2 separate regions of the Homo sapiens genome follow, and region 1 is linked to region 2. The links are chromatin loops, found by intact Hi-C in ENCODE. Cell type or tissue: heart right ventricle. All regions are shown on one strand. Each heading gives the region's core, and the rest is flanking DNA. Links, peaks and the distances in the headings are about the cores only. Region 1 overlaps MXD1 (MAX dimerization protein 1). Region 2 overlaps PCBP1-AS1 (PCBP1 antisense RNA 1).

What was found. Peaks named below come from ENCODE experiments on the same cell type or tissue, not always from the same donor. Only the 100,000 strongest peaks of a DNase experiment are listed, where the experiment ranks them.
Region 1: a loop joins it to region 2, with 1.8 times the contacts of the local background. A loop is called at or near these places in 3 of 110 quality-filtered maps.

The regions. Positions count from the first base shown.
Region 1 is chr2:69,940,681-69,950,530 of GRCh38, forward strand. It overlaps MXD1 (MAX dimerization protein 1), which reads left to right. Exons shown (of 6, transcript NM_002357.4): 6 at 1-2,265. It also overlaps a transcript of ASPRV1 not described here. Among named protein-coding and RNA genes, the nearest start is that of ASPRV1, 16 kb to the right of the region's middle. RefSeq lists an enhancer at 5,803-7,002. In heart right ventricle, for the core only: no CTCF peak of the experiment used is centred there; a DNase peak (open chromatin) is centred at 4,961; H3K27ac peaks cover 1,264 bases.
Region 2 is chr2:70,025,650-70,035,499 of GRCh38, forward strand. It overlaps PCBP1-AS1 (PCBP1 antisense RNA 1), which reads right to left. Exons shown (of 11, transcript NR_033872.1): 7 at 6,484-6,606. It also overlaps a transcript of ASPRV1 not described here. Among named protein-coding and RNA genes, the nearest start is that of PCBP1-AS1, 56 kb to the right of the region's middle. RefSeq lists an enhancer at 3,442-4,313. In heart right ventricle, for the core only: no CTCF peak of the experiment used is centred there; a DNase peak (open chromatin) is centred at 4,592; H3K27ac peaks cover 2,739 bases.

The sequences.
Region 1 (9,850 bases), core at 831-8,830, 85 kb before region 2:
ATATAAATGTGGAACTTGATAGATCTCTATATTTTTAATGCACTTGTGATAAACTGGCAGCAGGGTTAGACATTACTTTCAAAGCTTGAGGTAGACCGAGTCAGCATGCTAGACAGGCTTCTCTCTCTAACCAAAACTGTAATCTTCAGGACCAGCAAACTCAGCCCAAGGCAGCTAATCCCCCCAACCCCATCCTCCGCGCCCCGTGCGGCTGATCGGCAGCCCTGATTCGCCAATTTGTCCTCTCTCATTCACTGATCCACCAGCCTGACTGCTAAGAGCTATAGTCTTTTTAGTTGTTTTGTCTTTTTAAGCAAGATGAAAACCTTTCTATTAGGGATTTTGGGGTTGGGAGGGGATGGGCAGAGATATAAACCCCAGCCTTTAAGACTTTGACAATTGTACGTAAATACAGATGTGTATAAATATAGGCACATGCATATTTTTATGTGAAAGTTGATTTTAAAAAACTAAAAAAATCTAAACTGCACTCTTATTGATACCATCATAACGCAAGTGGGAAAAATAAGAGTACGCAGTCTAATTTAATTTCATGCAGTGGGAAAATATATATGTGTGCTTCTGTAACATCCTGAAAACATAGCTTTCCATCCCCTGTTGGCTTTGAATGGTGGGCCGAGCACCCAGGTCGTCTGTATTTTGGTTTTCTTTTGCTAAGCAGAGATCTTGAATTCTTCAAGGTGCTGATAGCAACTGCTGGCTCCTTTCTGTAGTCACACACCTAATGCTAGTTTAGTGATTCAAAATGCATCACATTTTTAGGCAGGACCTAGATTTTCCCTGTCAACCTAAGATGAAAATAATTTCAGTGTTGATTCAGAACTGAACATTAAGTAGGCCCTCGTCCTGCAGTTGGCCACTTGAGTGTTTTGTTTTGTTTTTATTTTTTAAGGTGGGCATTTTCCTTTAACCTCTACTTTTTCAAAAGCAACAAAGGGGCCTCAACCTGAGTTTCCTATGGGCCTCTCTTCTGCATCCCCAAAGCGGCCAAGAGCAAATCCTGGGGGATAAGAAAAAAGTGTAAACTAGGTAGGATTGTGATGCTCAAAATAACCATCTAGCAATATCTTGGAGCTTGAGAATAGATTTTGTGGGCTTATTTCTTCTTGCCTCTTCCCCATCCTTTCAAGAGAGAACTTATTTTTGAAAAGTATCTATATATACACACACACACACACACACACATATTATTATTTAGGTTTTTATACCATACTGTATTGGCGAGAATACCACTATCATTGTCCTTTACAGTCTATTTCTTCCCCCAAGTCTTGGTCTTTTTTTATTTTCTATTTTTTCATGAACCACACAGGAGACTTTAACATCCTGGTCTTTTCTGTTTCTTCTTTGTTTCCCCAAGTTTGTCTGTCCCCCTTTGCCTTCCCTGAGTGTTGAACATCAGGTAGTAAAAGGCTAAACGCAATTTCTTGCATGTCAATCTATTCTTTTTCTATGTTTGACTCTGATGCAGTGTGTTTAGCGTGTCTAGTAGCTGGCTACTCCTATTTAAAAACTCTTCCTGGTAGAAGACAACCCAAAGACCCTTTTCGATGAGGTGGTTTCTCATTCTACATCCTCTGATCTCTATAGACTGTAGGATGCTTTGCTTTCAAAGATAACTGGGTTAGAGGGTGGGGTGTGCAATAGGTGATTTATCATGGTTTTTTTCATTATCAATATTACATGGATGATTTTCTCAGATTCTTCTGAAAGAAGAAATTGACAGGCACTGCTAGATTCAGCTATTGAATGGCTGAAGAGATTGAGTATTTGACCTTCTCTCAAAATCATAAAGTGAGAATTCATAAGGCACCCAATGTTAAGATTTATCCAGATTTTTACATTTTGATTTCTTCTCTCTGTGGGGTGGCAAGTTGAGGGAGCATTCTTCATTTTAGCTTTTACCTGACAACCAAACTTGCCTTTACCCCATCCCTAGAATTGGTGCTCTTGGAATATTGCTGTTACCATCATTTTTGGGGGGCCATCTTCCTAATGCTACACACAGCCTGACAGGGGAGCAGCAGATGAAAGGGTATGCTATTCTGTTTCCAGATGTTTCTTTATGTAAATATGACGCCAATGTAAATCCTGTGTCAAGATCATAGAGAATGGTGCTTTTTACTACAGTTAGCACATGCATTTTTAGAAACTACTACATGTTTTAGAGAATCTTTGCTGTGTATATGTAAACTGTATTGTTCAACTGTTAACAAATAATAAATTATTTCATTATTAAAGAAATTTTGGTCTTTCTGATGTTTTGTATCACAATTTACCCTTTCGTGGTTGTCCTTGCAGAACTGCGTTCATCAGATTTCTTTTTTTCTTTTAATTTAAGGGAAACTTCACTAGCTAAAAGTTTTCAGCCCTTGGAGCCTGTGATGAGGATTGAGATTGTGTGGCTCCAGTTGAGCCCATTTGTTGATCAGAATTAGCCACAGTCCCACCCTCTCCACTGCCCCATCATCCCACCTACTGGTTTCACCTGCTCGTTGACTCATTCTTGGCTGACTTGCCCTTTGTTTTGGGTGCCTCTAATGATGCAGGCTGTAAGCACTGCCAAGACTTCTGCATCTTTTGAGCAGCCTGTAGCCTGCTGGGAAAGATATGCACACAATTTAATGCAGTGTAATTAGTTGTGGAATAAAGTTGTGTGGGAAAGCTCCATGAGAAGTTAGAGGTGGTGCATTCGAGCTGGGCCCTGGAGGAGGAGTGAGTGTTTGCTGGGAAAGGAGCATTGCTGGGAAGGAGAACATCCAGGGCAGTGAGGCAGGTGCTCAGGCAGAGTCCAGCTTCGTGGGGCTGCGGTGTGGCCTGGACCTGGGGCATGTCAAAGGAAAGACCTTGTGGATTGCACAACTCACTGAGAGGAGAGAGGCATTGGCTGAGGATGTCCGTTCCTTTACATACTAACCCATCTGGTTAGTATACATTTATTCATTCACTGAACAAATACGGCTTGAGTACCTGCTCCATATCAGGCTCCGTCCTAGAGGTGAGGACACATCTAAGAACAGCACACAAACCCCTGCCTCATGCTGCCACCTTTCCAGCGTGAGTCTCATTGGCGCTCAAGTCCTCATCATGGCAAGTTCGCCAAGTGCAGTCTGTCTTCCTGTTTTTGTTACACCAGGAGAGCACTTTTTCGGAGTCAAGAGGAGGAAAAAGTTGTCTTTCTCCTTGTTGACCAATGACTTCTTGTTCTAAAAACCACCTAAAATTTTTGAAAGGTTTTTAAGTTAACTGCATTGGCATTCTGCCTGCAGGTCTGATGAAAAAGGAACTTCCTGGTACTTCTACTTTGGAAAGTGGCCTGCCTTGTCTGCTTTCTCCAAAGAGTAGGGGTGGCAGCTGGGCCCTTTTAGGATGTGAGATTCTAGGATCCATCACTGTGGACAAGCCCCAAATGGAACCCACCTAATAGTGCATTGGTCACAACCTCAACAAAAGCTACGTTCTCTAAAGCATCAGGATCCCTTGTTTACTGTGGTTGCGGAGAGGAAGCTTTGAACTGTAGATAATTAGAAAGACAGCTTTCACATAAAATAGCCTCCCCCACAAGATGACAAATCTTATTTCCGAAGTTTCCTGACTTGTTCACAGTAGCTGGATGAAAAAATGTCACTTGTTATGCTGTATGGGCCCATGTCATAACGAGGGTCAGCCCACATTTACTGAGTGCTAAGGGCTGGGTGCGCCACTGCAGGGCCTCCGTGAACCTTCACATTGGCCCCGGGAGGGGAGCGCTAGCATTATCCAAACTTCACAGGTAAGGAAGCTGAGGGAGAGAGAAGTGAGGCATTTTGCCCCAAACCCACAGAGCTAGTGAGGGGTGGGACTGGAAGCGTCAGCAGCCGGGCTGCTGAGCCCCACACTCCCTTGCCCCAATTTTTGCAAGAGCTGTGCCAAATTGTCATCAGTCTTCCATATACGGCATCTTTTCCTTTTTAAGCCTTTGAACGAGGCTACCTATTTTCTTTGGAGGGGACCTTATATTCCAGACAGTGGAGCAGAAAAATGGGAATTCACAATACAATTACTAGGCCATGGCTGTCCTCTCAATCTCAACTTCCCTCTGTGCCTATTGTGAAGAAGGACCCCCCCTCCTCTACTGCTGATCCTCCTGGGGATCTAGTGGGAATAAACCAGCATGCTCTCAAAGGAAGACACTCTCTCTATCCCATGTCGTCTTGGTGGCGAACCCCGTGACATCACTTATTTATTCAACCAGTATTTACCGTACATGACTTCTACTTAGGCCCTGGAGTCCCCATTACCCAGTGCAGCTTTGACTCACCTCTTCGATGTCACTATGACCTAGATGAGGAGGGCCACACCAAGGCTCTCTGCCAAGAGACTATGGAAGGCCCATTGCCCACTTAGGCCTTCCCATCAATAAAGGACACGTAGGCCTGTCGTCCCAGCTGCTCTGGAGGCTGAGATGGGAGGATGGGCGCCCAGGAGGTCGAAGCTTCTTTGAGCTATGATTGTACCACTACACTCCAGCCTGGGCGACAGAGAGAGACCCTGTCTCAAAAAACTAAAACTAGAAAAACAAACCCTCGTAATCTGCACATGCACCCCCTGAATCTAAAATAAAAGTTGGAATTATTTTAAAATATATATAAAAGTAAAGGACATTCAGCTTCCAGTGGCCAAGGGTCCCACAGGCAGGGTCTCTGCAGGAAGTATTGTTCAGGGCTCAGCCCAAACTGGGTGGCGAGGCAGCTCCCTGCCCACTCTGTTCCATGCAGAATTCTGGAGTCATTGCCTCTGCGAGTGTCCTTGTGGAGACTAGATGAGGTAGATGTGGCTGCTGGCTGCTGGCTGGGTTGAACATGTTGCCCAGAGGAAAGGGAAGCTTTGTGTTGGGACAGAGTGACTAACCCACTTTCAGGCAGACGGCAGGGCAGGCTCTAACTGGCTGAAGCTTCCGGGAGCCTCCCCGGCTGTGGGTGAAGGCAGCGTGTCTGGTGAAGGCAGGCTAGGGATGTAATGGGACAGGCGAACCATCTTATCCAAAGGGATGACCACAGGAAGAGCCAGGACGGAGGCCAAGGGCATGCACCTGAGGCCAGGTCTGAGCGGGTGGACTGGGGGTATTGGAGCTAGAGAGGCCCACTCAGGCCCTGGAGAAAAGGGCAGGGGCTTTTCTAGGATGCTCTTGGCCTTGCCTGGGGGCAGAGGTGAGGAAGACAGTCAACGCAGGGAGCTCTGTGTCAGAAATACGTCTGCCTTCAAAGAAAGCAGCCATCCTGGAGGAGAAGGCACCTGGGAGGGCCTTAGGGATAGGGGAAAGAGAGAAAGGCACTGGCCAACCAACACCATTGGCCAGCCAGACAGCCGGGCTGGGTGACACCTGGAGATAGCCCCCAGCCATGCACAGGGACCAGTGGGCGTGGGAGAACCAGTATCTGTTTAGTTACAAGCAGAACATCCAACACACTCGCCTTGCCACGCTGATACTGTCATCCCCCAGAAGGCGGAAAAAACCATTGCTGTGAAGCATTCGAGCCAGTAATGACCAACAGAGACCAATAGGCTGGCCAAGTGGAAATAGAAACTCAGGGGGAGTGCCCATGTCCCCTAGGTACCCCGGAAGGTGGTCCTGGGTGATGGTCACGTGCACAGACTCTGGTCAAATGGAGCTAAGGGTCGATGCCAACTCCACCCTTAACACCCTCGGTGACCCCAGGCAAGTATCTGGGACTCTGCTGACCCGGTCTGTAGAGTGAGGATAATAACAGCATGTACTTCCCAGGGCTGCTAGGGGGATTAAGTAAGGTAAAGTATGCAAACAGCTTTTCCCCATGCCTGACATGCAGAAAGCATTCAGTACATATGAGCAATTATAATCATTTTCCCAGCCAAGGAGAGAACGTTCGAACACTGTCTGGCATGTGACTTGGATTTTCAGAATACAAAATTCCAACACTCAGAGAAGAAATAAGCTTGGAAGGGAAAATTACATTAGAGGGTGGGGAAGTGTTCAAATATGTCATTCTGACTGTGCTGTTTAGACAACAAACAGTAGGCAGGAAGTGGTTAAACCGAAAGGGGGAGCAGAGGGTGACTCAGGGACAGAATGTGGGCATTGACAGTGGAGGGGTGGCTATTTTCCAGGTAGTATCTCACCTATGTGCTGTTCGGAAGGTCAAAACGACCCTAAGACCCCGCCAGCCCTACAGGGCAGTTCCTCTCATAGAGAGACCAGATCATACAGAGGTGGCTCAGAGAGAGAGACAGAGGGAAGCCCTTGCTAAAATGCCCATATGTTGCAAGTATCTCATCAGAAGAGGCCAAATGACTTCAGTTCCCGCATTCACACGTACCTTTGCACTGCAAATTCAGAACAACCGTAGGTAGAGCTCTACCCAGACGGGGACAACTCCACACTTCAAGTATGACCTCTGAGCAACTGCAGAGGTTGTGATGATTCTTGGCTACTTTGCAGTTAATAACTTTGGTCAAAGAAGCTACCAGTCAATGCAGACTAGCACAGGGCATGGAACAGTGTGTGGCCCAGAAGAGGTATCAGTGGAAGAGTAAAGAGATAATCAGGATGGAACCTGGCCCTGCTTTCTTGTCACCACACTTTATAATGTTAGGGAAAAGTATTCTTTTGGAACTCATTGCAGCAATCCCATTGCTTTCCCCTGAAAAACAGGTGTGTTTACCTCAGGGAAACAGTGAATCATGCAACAGATCATCTTTCTCTTCTCCCTTTGGCTGTCAGGAAACTCAGAGCCAAATTCACACTTCACCTTTAGTAATTTTGTGAGAACCTGTAATGTGCATGTTTGTGACCCAGTTTCCCCTTAGTCTCTTCTCTGGCCTTGGCTTTTACTCAACATCTTTCCTATTTTAGTATTTGTAATTTTGGAAGTTACTTCCGATCCACCTTTGTAGAGAACAAGAGGATACTGCCATGCGGAATCACAGTGTAAAATAAAAAATGCTTTTGCAAGCAGACGGAAGTGAGGTTGACTAAGCAGGAGTGAGGTTATTGGGGTCAAGGGTGTGGAGAGGGAAGGTGAATGTGAGGGGTTTTTGGTTTTTTTGTTTGTTTGTTTGGTTATGGAAACAAACTTGCCAAGGACTAGGAGGGTGGTGCCCCAGGGCTGGAAATAATCCCTCCTGTCTAGAAGAACTGGGGCTCCTTTGGGGATATCCGCAGAGGCCAGAGGCAGTGGCAGTGCTGACCTGGGTCTGATTCCCCTGCCAGAAACAGGAAGGAATGCCACCCTTTCTCCTCAACTGGAGAAAGTTCGTTGGATTGCAAGTAAATGAGAATAGTGGTTCTATGGAACTAGCTTTGAATCGGATGTTACAGATTTTTTAGGAGTAAGCCAGAGAGACAGAGGGAGACCCCGTCTCTCAAAAAAAAAAAAAAATTAGCCGAGGTAGTGGCCTGTGCCTGTGGTCCCAGCTACCTGGGAGGCTGAGGCAGGAGAATTGCTTGAGCCCAGGGAGGTGGAGGCTGCAGTGAGTCACGATTGCACCACCGCACTCCAGCCCGGGCCACAGAGTGAGACCCTGTCTCAAACAAACAATCAAAATTAATCGCTTGCAAATTTCAGTATTTTATTACACCATCCTCGGCCCCACCAAGGTTTGATTAGCAGAGACAGGTCACGGCAGGAAGCTGTCCAGCGGCATGAAGGGGACACTGTCCTCAGCCTGTTCCACTCAACGTCAATACATCCATTTGCAGTCGGGTATGGATGGCACATTCTCTACATCTAGGGATGACCCCGTGGTTGCCAGATGGCACTGAGGGCCTGACAGAACCAGGATCCAAAAGTGCTTGACAGGCCGCAGTGGGGGCAGCTTGGACCAGATGCCTTTAGGAGGGATCAGTGGAGGCTCCGGGCTGGCTGGGAAGGCTTGCAGCCACGGAGGGCGGTGCTGAATACCGCAGCTCGCCCTGGAGGAAAGGGGGCTGGCTGCTCCTACAGAGTGGAGCCCTTTGGTCTCAGGAAGAGGCCCCGAGGGAGGGGGCTGCCCTGCCTCCGGGGCCACCGGACCCCACGGAAGCCTCCGAGGTCCTCTCCCTGTCTCCCGCTCTGCCCACGCCCCCCGCCTCCCCTGTAAATCCTGCCCTCCCGCGAATGCCGTCCGGCTGACAGCACTCAGGCCTCCCCCGCGGCGGGTCCCCACCTGATCAGGCCCTGTCTACACCCCACCCCTCTCCTCACTCTTCCCTGGACACCTGGGGGCCCCCACTTGGGGAGCCTGCCTGGCCGCTCCCCCCGGCACCTCGCGGCGGACTGCGCTTCACTCAGGTCTCAGTGCAAACGTCCCCGTGTCCTTGAGGACCCCCGACTCCACCTGTATAAAATCGCAGCTCCCTGGTCACTTTCTATCCGCTGTCCGCGCAGTGATGCATTTCACTTTCTCTTATCACCACATGACACCTTGTATTTTACCTGCTTGATGTTCACACGGACCTCTGCCGGAGCAGACCCTGCAGGCCCCCTGCGGCTCTGACCCAATGCCCAGGACCATGCCTGTGTGTGCTCAGCGATGGCCACTTGGGGATGGATGGGCGAATGAATGAATGAATGAATGAATGAATGAATGAACGAATGAACGAACGAATTAACACTTTTTAAGAGAGACAGAGGAGAACTTTAGGCTCAGAGCTAAGGCAGGACAAGAGTCTCCAGTATCATATGGCCCCAAGCAGAGGTGATGAAACACAGCCAGTGAGGTTTTTACTAATCACTGGCCTTGATCACCATCGGAATTGTACAGTACAGTGAGGGCCACAGAAAATACCCGGGTTTTGGAAAAATCCAGGTGACTGGTTCAAAAACAAAAGCAATTGGACAGAAAACAATTTGGTTGAGAACAAGCTGCAGAGGAAACAATTCAGCCCAAAGGACAATTTGGTCTAAAAGTATACTCCACATTATTTTTCAAAAATTAGAATTTTAATGCAGCATGAAGGTGAATTGCATCGTTTTGTGCCTTTTCAAGTATTTTGCTTACATTTCGGCATATTTAGTTTTACCCTGGGCTTTAAATTTCTAGTTAATTTTTTAGTTAACTATTTTCATTCTGTTCATTTTTAATGTTTTTTATCATGATTTGGCACATGCATATGTATTTGTTTGTTTGTTTCTTGAGACAGAGTCTCACTCTTTCGTCCAGGCTGGAGTGCAATGGCACGATCTCAGCTCACTGCAACCTCCGCCTCCCGGGTTCAAGCGATTCTCTTGCCTCAGCCTCCCGAGTAGCTGGGATTACAGGCGTCTGCCACCGTACCAAGCTAATTTTTGTATTTTTAGTAGGGATGGGGTTTCACTATATTGGCCAGGCTGGTCTCGAACTCCTGACCTCAGGTGATCCACCTGCCTCAGCCTCCCAAAGTGCTAGGATTACAGGCATGAGCCACTACACCCGGCCAGCACATATAGATGTAAAAGTGCATAAAACATAAAGGTGCTGTTTAATAGTTATTATAAAGTAAGCACCCAAAAAAACACAACTGGTGAAGAGCCAGGACATCACTGGCCCCCAGGTACACCTGAGTGTCCTTCCCAACACAGCACCCTTTTTAGCCCTGAAGGACACAGCCACCCTGCTGCTGGGGTAACCGTGTCCTTTTTGCCTTTGTCCTCTTGCCTCCTAAGAATGCATCTCTAAGCCTGGGCTTTAGGTTTGACAATCTGTTTGAGAATACTACACAAATGAAATCATATTGTGTATGTTTTGTGTCTGACTTCTTTCATTCAACACTGTGACGTTCGTTTTTCTTGTGTGGTTGCAGTACATTCCTTTTCATTACCATACTGTGAGGTTTATAACAGCAAAATGTTGG
Region 2 (9,850 bases), core at 531-8,530:
GGTGCTTTGGTAAACCATCTACCTTGCTCAAAGCCTGGAAGGTGGGGTGAGATTTGGAGAGCAGATACTCTCTGTGAACTCCAGCTTCTGCTGACACAAATGGTCTGGAGTAGCCTGACTATCCAGATACACAGATACTGATGCTGCAATGGCTGTGACCATACCAAAGGCCAGGACACTTGACCAGGCATGTCCAAATGCATTAATGGACACAATGGGTTGAAAGAATTAAAATATGGACCATACCAGAAGTTTGTGCTCCTTACCAAAGTCAGCCTCTGGTAAGAATATGGATTGGAATCTAGCATCAGAGAACTAAAAACCTGTAAGGATGAGAAAGAGATGCCACATCATGGGCACTTCCCAGTCATCCTCTAAGATATGGAACAACAGCCAGGCACGGTGGCTCATGCCTATAATCCCAGCACTTTGGGAGGCCAAGGTGGGTGGATTACGTGAGGTCAGGAGTTCAAGACCAGCCTAACATGGTGAAACCTTGTCTCTACTAAAAATACAAAAATTAGTCAGTCATGATGGCGCACGCCTGTAATCCCAGCTACTTGGGAGGCTGAGGCAGGAGAATCACTTGGGCACTCCAGCCTGGAAAACAAGAGTGAAACTCCATCTCAAAATAATAATATATATACATATGGAATGAGAAAAGGATGCTCACTTTCACTACCTTTATTTAACATAGACCTGGAAGTCCTAGCCAGAGCAATCAGAAAAAAAAAAAAGAAATAAAGGGCATCCAGATTGGAAAGGAAGAAGTCAAATTATTCTTGTTTACAACAACCTAAAAACCTAAAGACTCCACCAAAAAACTGTTAGAAGTCAACAAAGAAATTCAGTAAAGTTGCAGGATACAAAACCAACATACGAAAATCAGTAGCATTTCTATACAACAGCAAAGAATCACAAAACAAAATCAAGAAAGGAATTCCACTAACAATAGCAAAAAAAAATAAAATAAAATACTTAGGTACAAATTTAACCAAAGTAAAAGATCTCTACAATAAAAACTATAAAACAATGATGAAAGAAATTTAAGAGGATACAAAAAATGAAAAGATATCTCATGCTCATAGATTGGAAAAATTTATACTGTTAAAATACCCATATTACCCAAAGCAATCTACAGATTCAATGCAATCTCTACCAAAATACCAACGACATTCTTCACAGAAATAGAAAAAACAACCCTAACATTCCTAGGGAACCACAAAAGACCCCAAATAGCCAAAGCAATCCTGAGCAGAAAGAACAAAACTAGAGGCATCGCACTACCTGACTTCAAAACATACTACAAAGCTATAGCAGGCTGGGTGTGGACACTCACGCCTGTAATCCCAGCACTTTGGGAGGCTGAGGCAGGAGGACTACTTGCATCCAGGATTTTCACAACAGCTGGGCAACATAGTGAGATCCCGCCTCTACAAAAAATTTAAACATTAAAAAATTAGCTGGGCGTGATGATGTGCACCTGTAGTCCCAGCTACGCAGGAGGCTGATGTGGGAGGACCACTTGAGCCTGGGAGGTCCAGGCTGCAGTAAGCCAAGATCCTGGCCACTGCACTCAGCCTGGGCGACAGAGCAAGACCCTGTCTCTCAAAAAAAAAAAAAAAAAAAAAAAAAGCGGGGGGTGGAGCAGGATGTAAGTTAGTATAGCCACTGTGGAAAGTAGTATGAAAGTTCCTCAAGAAACTAAAAATATATCTACCATATGATCCAGCAATCCTACTGCTAGGCATAATACATACAAAAGAAAGGAAATCAGTATATTAAAGAGATATCTGCACTCCCATGTTTACTGCAGCAGCAGTCACAATAGCCAAGATGTGGAATCAACCTAAGAGTCTATCAACAGAAGAATGGATTAAAATGTGGTATATATACAAATACAGCCTAAAAAAGAATGAAATTCTGTCATTTGCAGTAACATGGATAAAACCAAGGCCATTATGTTAACTGAAATAAATCAAGCACAAAAAAGGTGATCTCATGGAAGTAGAGAGTAAAATGGTGGTTACTACAGGCCAGGAAGGGTAGGAGAGAGACTGATGAGAGGTTGGTTAATGGTTACAAACATATAGTTAGATAAAAGGAATAAGTTCTAGTATTCAATAGCACACAAGGGTGACTACAGTTAATAATCTGTCATGTTTCAAAATAACTAGAAGATTTAGAATGTTACCAACACAAAGGAATGACAAGGGTTTGAGGTGATGGATATGCTAATTAACCTGATTTGGTCATTATACATTGTATGTATCAGAATATCACATGTACCCCCATAAGTATGTTCAATTATGTAGTCAAGAAAACCCTACAGGGTAAGAAAGAGGTGCCACATCATGGGCACTTCCCAGTCCAGGGTACTGTAATTAAAGGTCCCTAAGAAAGGTCCTCAGATCCTCCAACATATCTAGTGAAATGATACCTAAAACCCATAATTAGAACTCTCGCTTCCTTTCACTGCAGTTCCACTAGGTTGGGCCACATTGGGTGAGGCTGGGTGCAGCTAGAACCAGCATTATTCTGAGCTGTTGGCACTCTTTTCCACCCCAATACAGATGAAGATACTGAGAACGGAGTGTGATGGGGTAGGTGTGGAAATAGATGGAAGTAATGACGAGAAGACAACTTTCTAGTATTACCCACAATTGATTCATTTCAGGTCTCTCTCCCATGAACCCCACTGAACTTATTTGCGCTGAGTCTTTGGAAATTAGCAAGCACCTTCTTCAACGTACTCACCCCTCCATGCCACCTGAGACCTAGGAAATAGGGTGCTCTCTGCATGGGCTCTCTGATGGCTCAAGGGCTATAAATTATGATGTGATTAACTCAAAACCTTCCTCTCTGGGTGCCTCTGGAGGTGACATAGTAGGAACCCTGGTGCTGTGGTTTGAATGCATCCACCAAAGTTCATGTGTTGGAAACTTAATCCCCAATGCATCAGTGTTGAGAGGTAGGATCTTTAAGAGGTGATTAGGTCATGAGGGCTGTGCTCTCACAAATAGATTCATGTCATAGTCACAAGACTGGGTTCCTGATAAAAGGATAAGTCTGGCCCCCTCCTCCCTTGCGCATGTATACTTTCTTGCCCTTCTACATTCCACCATGGGATGACGCAACAAAAAATAGCCAGGCGTGGTGGCACGAGCCTGTAGTCCCAGCTACTCGGGAGGCTGAGGCAGGAGAATCATTTGAACCCAGGAGGCGGAGGGTGCAGTGAGCTGAGGCCGTGCCACTGCACTCCAGCCTGGGCGACAGAGAGACTCCGTCTCCAAAAAAATAAATAAATAAAATAAATTCTCCTTCCCAAAATATCAACCCTGGCACCTAAACTTCCACCACCAGAGAGGCCCTAAAGTTACTCAATGGCTCTCTGTTAAAATACAAATATCCCTCAACTCAGAGTAGGGGGTAGGGGACTGGTGTGATGTCATTCGAGAGCAAACCCATTGTAAGCCTGCAATTTCTGTATCTGGGGCTTAGGAGTGGCAATCCAGCAGAAAGAGGATTGGGGCAGGGAAGTGGCAGGTAATTACATTGAATATTTATTTGGAATAACTTTGGCCAAGGGACTGACAGAAATTTGGGATGCTAAAGACATATAAGTGACGCCCTGACTACCATTCCAGCAAGAGAAACAAGCTGAGTGCAAAGACATTGGCAATAAAAACAAAAACAAAAACAGGAGTTCGGCCAGGCACGGTAGCTCACACCTGTAATCCTAGCACTTGGGGAGGCTGAGGTGGGTGGATCACAAGCTCAGGAGATTGAGACCATTCTGGCCAACATGGTGAAACCCCATCTCTGCTAAAATACAAAAAATGAGCCAGGCGTGGTGGTGCGCACCTGCAGTCCCAGCTACTCAGGAGGCTAAGGCAGGGGAATCACTTGAACCCAGGCAGCAGAAGTTGCAGTGAGCCGAGATTGTGCCACTGCACTCCACCCTGGTGACAGAGCAAGACTCCGTCTCAAAAACAAAACAAAACAAAATAGGAGTCCTGGACTTAGTGGAGGACATCAGATTCAACTCCCTCCCCTACTTGGCCACTTTGCTTGTCAGAAGCAGGTAAGCACACCAAGGCTGAGCTAAGAAATATCCACAAGGGGTCTTGTGTCCTCAGAATTCTCATCAAGGACCCCTCCCTAGAGGAGGCTGAGGAGGGAGTACAGGTCCTTGGGCCACAAATGGTGGGAGAAAGGCACAGTGAATTGTGAGCTGTCTTATCCAGTCACATGATCTCTTTTTCTCCCTCCTCCTCTGGTCTCTCCCTCTCCACCCTTCCCCTCCCTTTGCTCTGTTTTCAAGATTTGGTTAAAATAGATGCAAACTCCAGTCTTTTCTATTTTTAATACCGAGCCATTACATAATCCACACAGTAATTGCTGACTTGAAAAACTATTGGCAACATTAGAAAATCCCCAGAGTTTTAAACAGGAAAAGGATTACTACAGCACAAAAGCCTTTGGTAGTTTCACTGACTAGTAAACCATTGGTAATCGTCACTTGCCAGTGGAAGTCACATGGGCCCTGGGAAACACTCCCCTATCTCAGGGAAAGCAGGCTGGGGGAAGGGATGAAATGCAGCCTCAGCTGGGAGGAGGAGGCTGCTGGTGGGGTGGTGTGCTGAGCTCTGAGTGGGGCTCCAACAAGTGACCTCCAGCCAAAAGTGCTGAAGGAGTGAGCTTCAGGTTGTCCTCGGGCCACCTTTTACTGCTTTTGTTTCTTGCTAGGGAATGAGTGAAGTCTCCAGCGGCCCAGTCCTTTCCCTCTCGGTTTCCCACCTTCCTACAGCCTCCAACATATTCCTGTAAGAGCCTGAGGGAGGGTGGACTACTCCAGTTAAATAGATTTTATAAAGACACAGGAGCAGGGAAGGCTGCCTGTTTATCACAAAGACCTAATCCACTCCTCTGCAAGGCTTTCCAGACATTAGGCCAGAACCACACTATTTAATTCTTCAATAAAATGATCCAATGAAAGTTTAAGAACCAGTGGTTTGGTTTACAACCAAGCAGAAGTTAATTATCTAATTGAGACAAAATTCTCTGTATGTGTATGTGTGTTGGGAGTGTGGGCAGTGTATAAGATACAGAGGGGACAGGGACTACTCTCCCTGATTTTGCCACTTCTGCCACAATCCTAACCCCAATAATCAAGGAGGATCTGAATAACCACATGGCCATTCATTCAATAAACATATGCTGAATGCCACATACCAGACTAGGTGCTGGGGATGCAACACAGCAAAATCACTGCCCTGCTAGAACTGCTAGGTCAGTGAAGGAGAGACATTAATCAAAATATTACATAAACATATCATTACAATGATAATGAAGGCTTATGAGGGGAAGGTACAGGGCACTAGGAGCATTTAGAATAGGGGTATCGGATTGGGTCTGAGGGTTCCTAGATTATCCTTAGGACTCCAGGGTTCTTTTAAATCAGTACCCCTTCTTCTTCCCCTCACCCCACTCCTTCCTTGCTTCCTGTAGTTAATATTTACTGGTTTTTTTCTATGAGGAGGATAATGCCAGGTTCTTCACATGCATGATCTCATGTGATTCTCATGACAAACTTACAATTCAGCACTTTATGACAAAGGATTTGCTGAGAAAGGCTGATCCACATTTTGCAAGGAGAACTATATAAAATTTATGGCACTGATTAGTTAAAACTCTTCTGGCTGCAGGTGGCAAAATTCCACATCAAATTTTCAAAAGGAGGGGTAAAAAAAGGGAAAACCTGAGGGCTGGGTGCAGTGGCTCACACCTGTAATCCCAGCACTTTGGGAGGCCGAGGCGGGCGGATCATGAGGTCAGGAGATCAAGACCATCCCGGCTAACATGGTAAAACCCCGTCTCTACTAAAAATACAAAAAATTAGCTGGGAGTGGTGGTGGGCGCCTGTTGTCCCAGCTACTTGGGAGGCTAAGGCAGGAGAATGGCGTGAACCCGGGAGGTGGAGCTTGCAGTGAGCCGAGATTGAGCTACTGCACTCCAGCCTGGGCGACAGAGCAAGACTCCATCCAAAAAAAAAGAAAACCTGGGCTCATGTCAATGAAATGATGAAATGTTCAGGGTTAGACTAGCTTAAGGCACAGTTAGATCCAGGTGCTCCAAAGATGTCATGTGGCCTTCATCTTGCTCCATCTCACAGCTCAGCTTTTACTTATGCTTGTTTCATTCTCAGGCAGCGTTTCCCTCAGGGTGGCAAGATGGCCCTCAGCAGCATAAGGCTTACATTTTACAGGCTTGGGAACCCACCTGGAAAAGAAATGAGGTCACTTTCTTAACAGTTCCAACAGAAATCCAGAGTCGTGATTGGCCTGGATTTGGAACCATGCCCACGTCAATTGCTATTCTCTGACCACAGTCATGTGTCCTCCAAGGGACTTATCCCACCAGAATCTGGTCTGAGAGTGGGGAAGGATGTGGTACCCAAAAGGAAAATCAAAGTGTTCTTACCTAAGAATGGAGACTGCATGCTGGGCAGTCAAAGCCCACTGATCTCTATCGTCCTCAAAGTTTGGAATTACAGTGGATGTTAAGACTACGAGATAAATTCTTCTATCAACCAGGTCCTCCTCCCTAAGGAATGAGCAAGAGTGGTTTGTTCAGTGTGGCACTAGCTGCATTCACTCTGGTCCTCCCTCAGCTGCTCAGACACCTTGGCTTAGGATAGTGATTGGAGTTAATATTTGCTTAAGACCAAGTGTGGTGGCTCACAATTATAATCTCAGCATTTTGGGAGGCTAACACGGGAGGGCTGCTTGAGCACCAGAAGTTCGAGATCAGCCTAAGCAACCTGGCGAGACTTGGTCTCTACAAAAAAAAAAAAAAATGATCTGGCCATGGTGGTATGCACCTGTAGTCTCAGCTACTCAAGAGGCTGAGGCAGGAGGATTGCTTGAGCCCAGGAGGTTAAGGCTACAGTAAGCCATGATTGCACTACTGCACTTCAGCCTGGGTGACAGAGTGAGATCCTATCTCAAAAAAATTTATTTTGCTTAGGTCCTTGCTGAGAGCAGTCTTCAAGTCCCAAGACTTTGTGTAAGACTTTGCCCAACCTCTTTACCCCTAATGATATATCCTACTCAGCAATGGTGTGGCTGAGGAGGCTGCAGCTCTCCGACTTTTTTAACTAGCATCCTCAGGTTCTGTGTAACTCATAAGGCAGGAAGAGTATAACAAAGTCCTTTGTTGGGAAGTTTGCTGTCCCCCTTTGGAGTCTGAATAGAGAGAGGAATAACATGATGGTTCCTGAAGCATACACAGAGCAGGATCTTGGGGACCACTGTTAAACACTGTATGAGTTACACAGCACTACAGCAATCAGATATCAGCTACAACCACCCTGTCCTTGGGCATGTTTTAAAAACTCCCTGAACCTCCCTATCCCAAGTTCTATGAGAAGTCCAAAGGCCTTCCCAGAATTTCTGCAAATCCCAGGAGCTAATGCTCTTCATAGTCCCTTTGGCTCTGACTCCATTTCTTGCTGGACTTCTTATCTCACTCACTTCTCACCTCCTGAGGCGGATCTCTTCCTCTGCTCTAAGCTGTCCCAGATACAGGACTCAGTCCCCCTTTTCCATGCTTTATCAAACAGAAAACACACACACACACACACACACACACACACACACACACATATATGCACTCACTCAAAACACTGTGTGCCCATCAGACTTTCCTGAAGGTATGAAAAGACTGAGGGGTTATTACCACACTGCTTGGCCCCTTTATCCTCTTCAAATGCTTCTCACATTGTGTTTGTGTATTAGGGCGGGAGAGAAATCCCCCTTACATTATTCAAAACAACTTAGCTCTCCACTCCCTTTTCTCTGACTTCCAATGACCCATAGCTGGAGTCACCCATAGTATGAACCATCCACTCCAGGTTCTACCCTTTCTACCCTTGATCAGCACCGAGGAACAAAAAGAAGTTTTGAACTTTCACTCACTACCACCATTCTGTAGTGGTAAAGGGAATGGAATAATTTTTTCCCCTATGAATATGAATTAAGCCACCCCTCTTTAGAAGAAGAACTGGCCACAGCCATTTTTTGTTTTAAATAAATTTCTATTATATCTCTCTATATCAACTCTCCAGCTCTAAGTAAAGCCTATGTAACAAGCCTGAAACAATTCCCATACACTCACTGGCAGTCTTCTGACACTGAGAATGTGATTAAGGAAAGCAATGCTGGCCGGGCGCGGTGGCTCACGCCTGTAATCCCAGCACTTTGGGAGGCCGAGGCGGGCAGATCACGAGGTCAGGAGATCAAGACCATCCTGGCTAACACGGTGAAACCCCGTCTCTACTAAAAATACAAAAAATTAGCCGGGCGAGGTGGTGGGCGCCTGTAGTCCCAGCTACACGGGAGGCTGAGGCAGGAGAATGGCGTGAACCCCGGGGGGTGGAGCCTGCAGTGAGCCGAGATCGTGCCACTGCACTCCAGCCTGAGCGACAGCGAGACTCCATCTCATAAAAAAAAAAAAAAAAAAAAAAAGGAAAGCAATGCTTCTGTCCCTAAGACACTGGCTATCTTTTATTTATTTATATGTTTTTTGAGACGGAGTTTCGCTCTTGTTGCCCAGGCTGGAGTGCAATGGCATGATCTCAGCTCACTGCAAACCCTGCCTATAATCCCAGCACTTTGGGAGGCCGAGGCGGGCAGAACACCTGAGGTCAGGAGTTCAAGACTAGCCTGGCCAACATGGTGAAACCCCCGTCTCTACTAAAAATACAAAAAATTAGCCAGGCGTGGTGGCGCATGCCTGTAGTCCCAGCTACTCAGGAGGCTGAGGCAGGAGAATCACTTGAACCCGGGAGGTGGACGTTGCACTAAGCAGGGATTGCGCCACTGCACTTGAGCCTGGGCGACAGAGCGAGACTTTGTCTCAAAAAAAAAAAAAAAGAAAGAAAATCAGATTTTATTTTGAAAAGCAGGTCCAATACTTAAAGAACCTGGTGGGAAATCCTTCTGTGGTATGATACCACTGCCCACAGACACCTCCAATATAACTGTTAGATCATCTGTATGAGACCAACAATTCTCCCAAGGCAGGATGTGGCGGTTGCTGTCAGGAGCTTCTTCCAAAGCACTAACATTCCTGCCCCCACAGACCCTCTGAAGAAGGTAGTCTCTTCTAATCCTTACCCAGTCAGAATTATGGGCTTTGAGTTGGTGTGCTAAGGGTAAAAAGGCGGCCAAGAATACTCACCAGGAAACACAGGCAGGACCAGGTGACAGGCCCCAGACCCCAGTCCCTCTGGAGCCAGAACCAGCACCTCCCAGTTTGCTTTACCCTTGTAGAGAGTGTAACTTCCAGCAGGGCTAAAAATCACAAATGGCATACAGCCAGAGGGCAGGGCCAGGCTGTGTAAGCAAAAACCAGAGATGTGCCAGAGAAGTTCCGGATTTAGAATCCAAGCAATGAGAAGGAAGGGAGGTGAAGAGCCTCCTACAGCGGACCTATAAAGTAGGGGCCCTCTCTGGGCGAGATCCAGGTTGCCAGTAGGAAATCTCCCACCTCCATGAGCCTCCTCAATTGTTCCAGGGACTCTCAGCAGCCTGATCTTTTAGGAGGAGAGATCCAGTGACTGGGACTCAAGTGATACCAGCTTACCAGTTCTGAAAACACTCCTCTGTGGAATTACCAGCTCACAGAGCAGAAAAGTCCTATGGTGCCTCCATTTCCTCCCTCACTATAAAATCTGAGCAATATGACTTGTCCCTAAACAACCCAGCAAAACTACAGTGTGAGGCTGTGGGAAGACTGTTTCACACAGCTCAACATGCCTCAAGGAAAAAGATTCCACTAGTTCTTC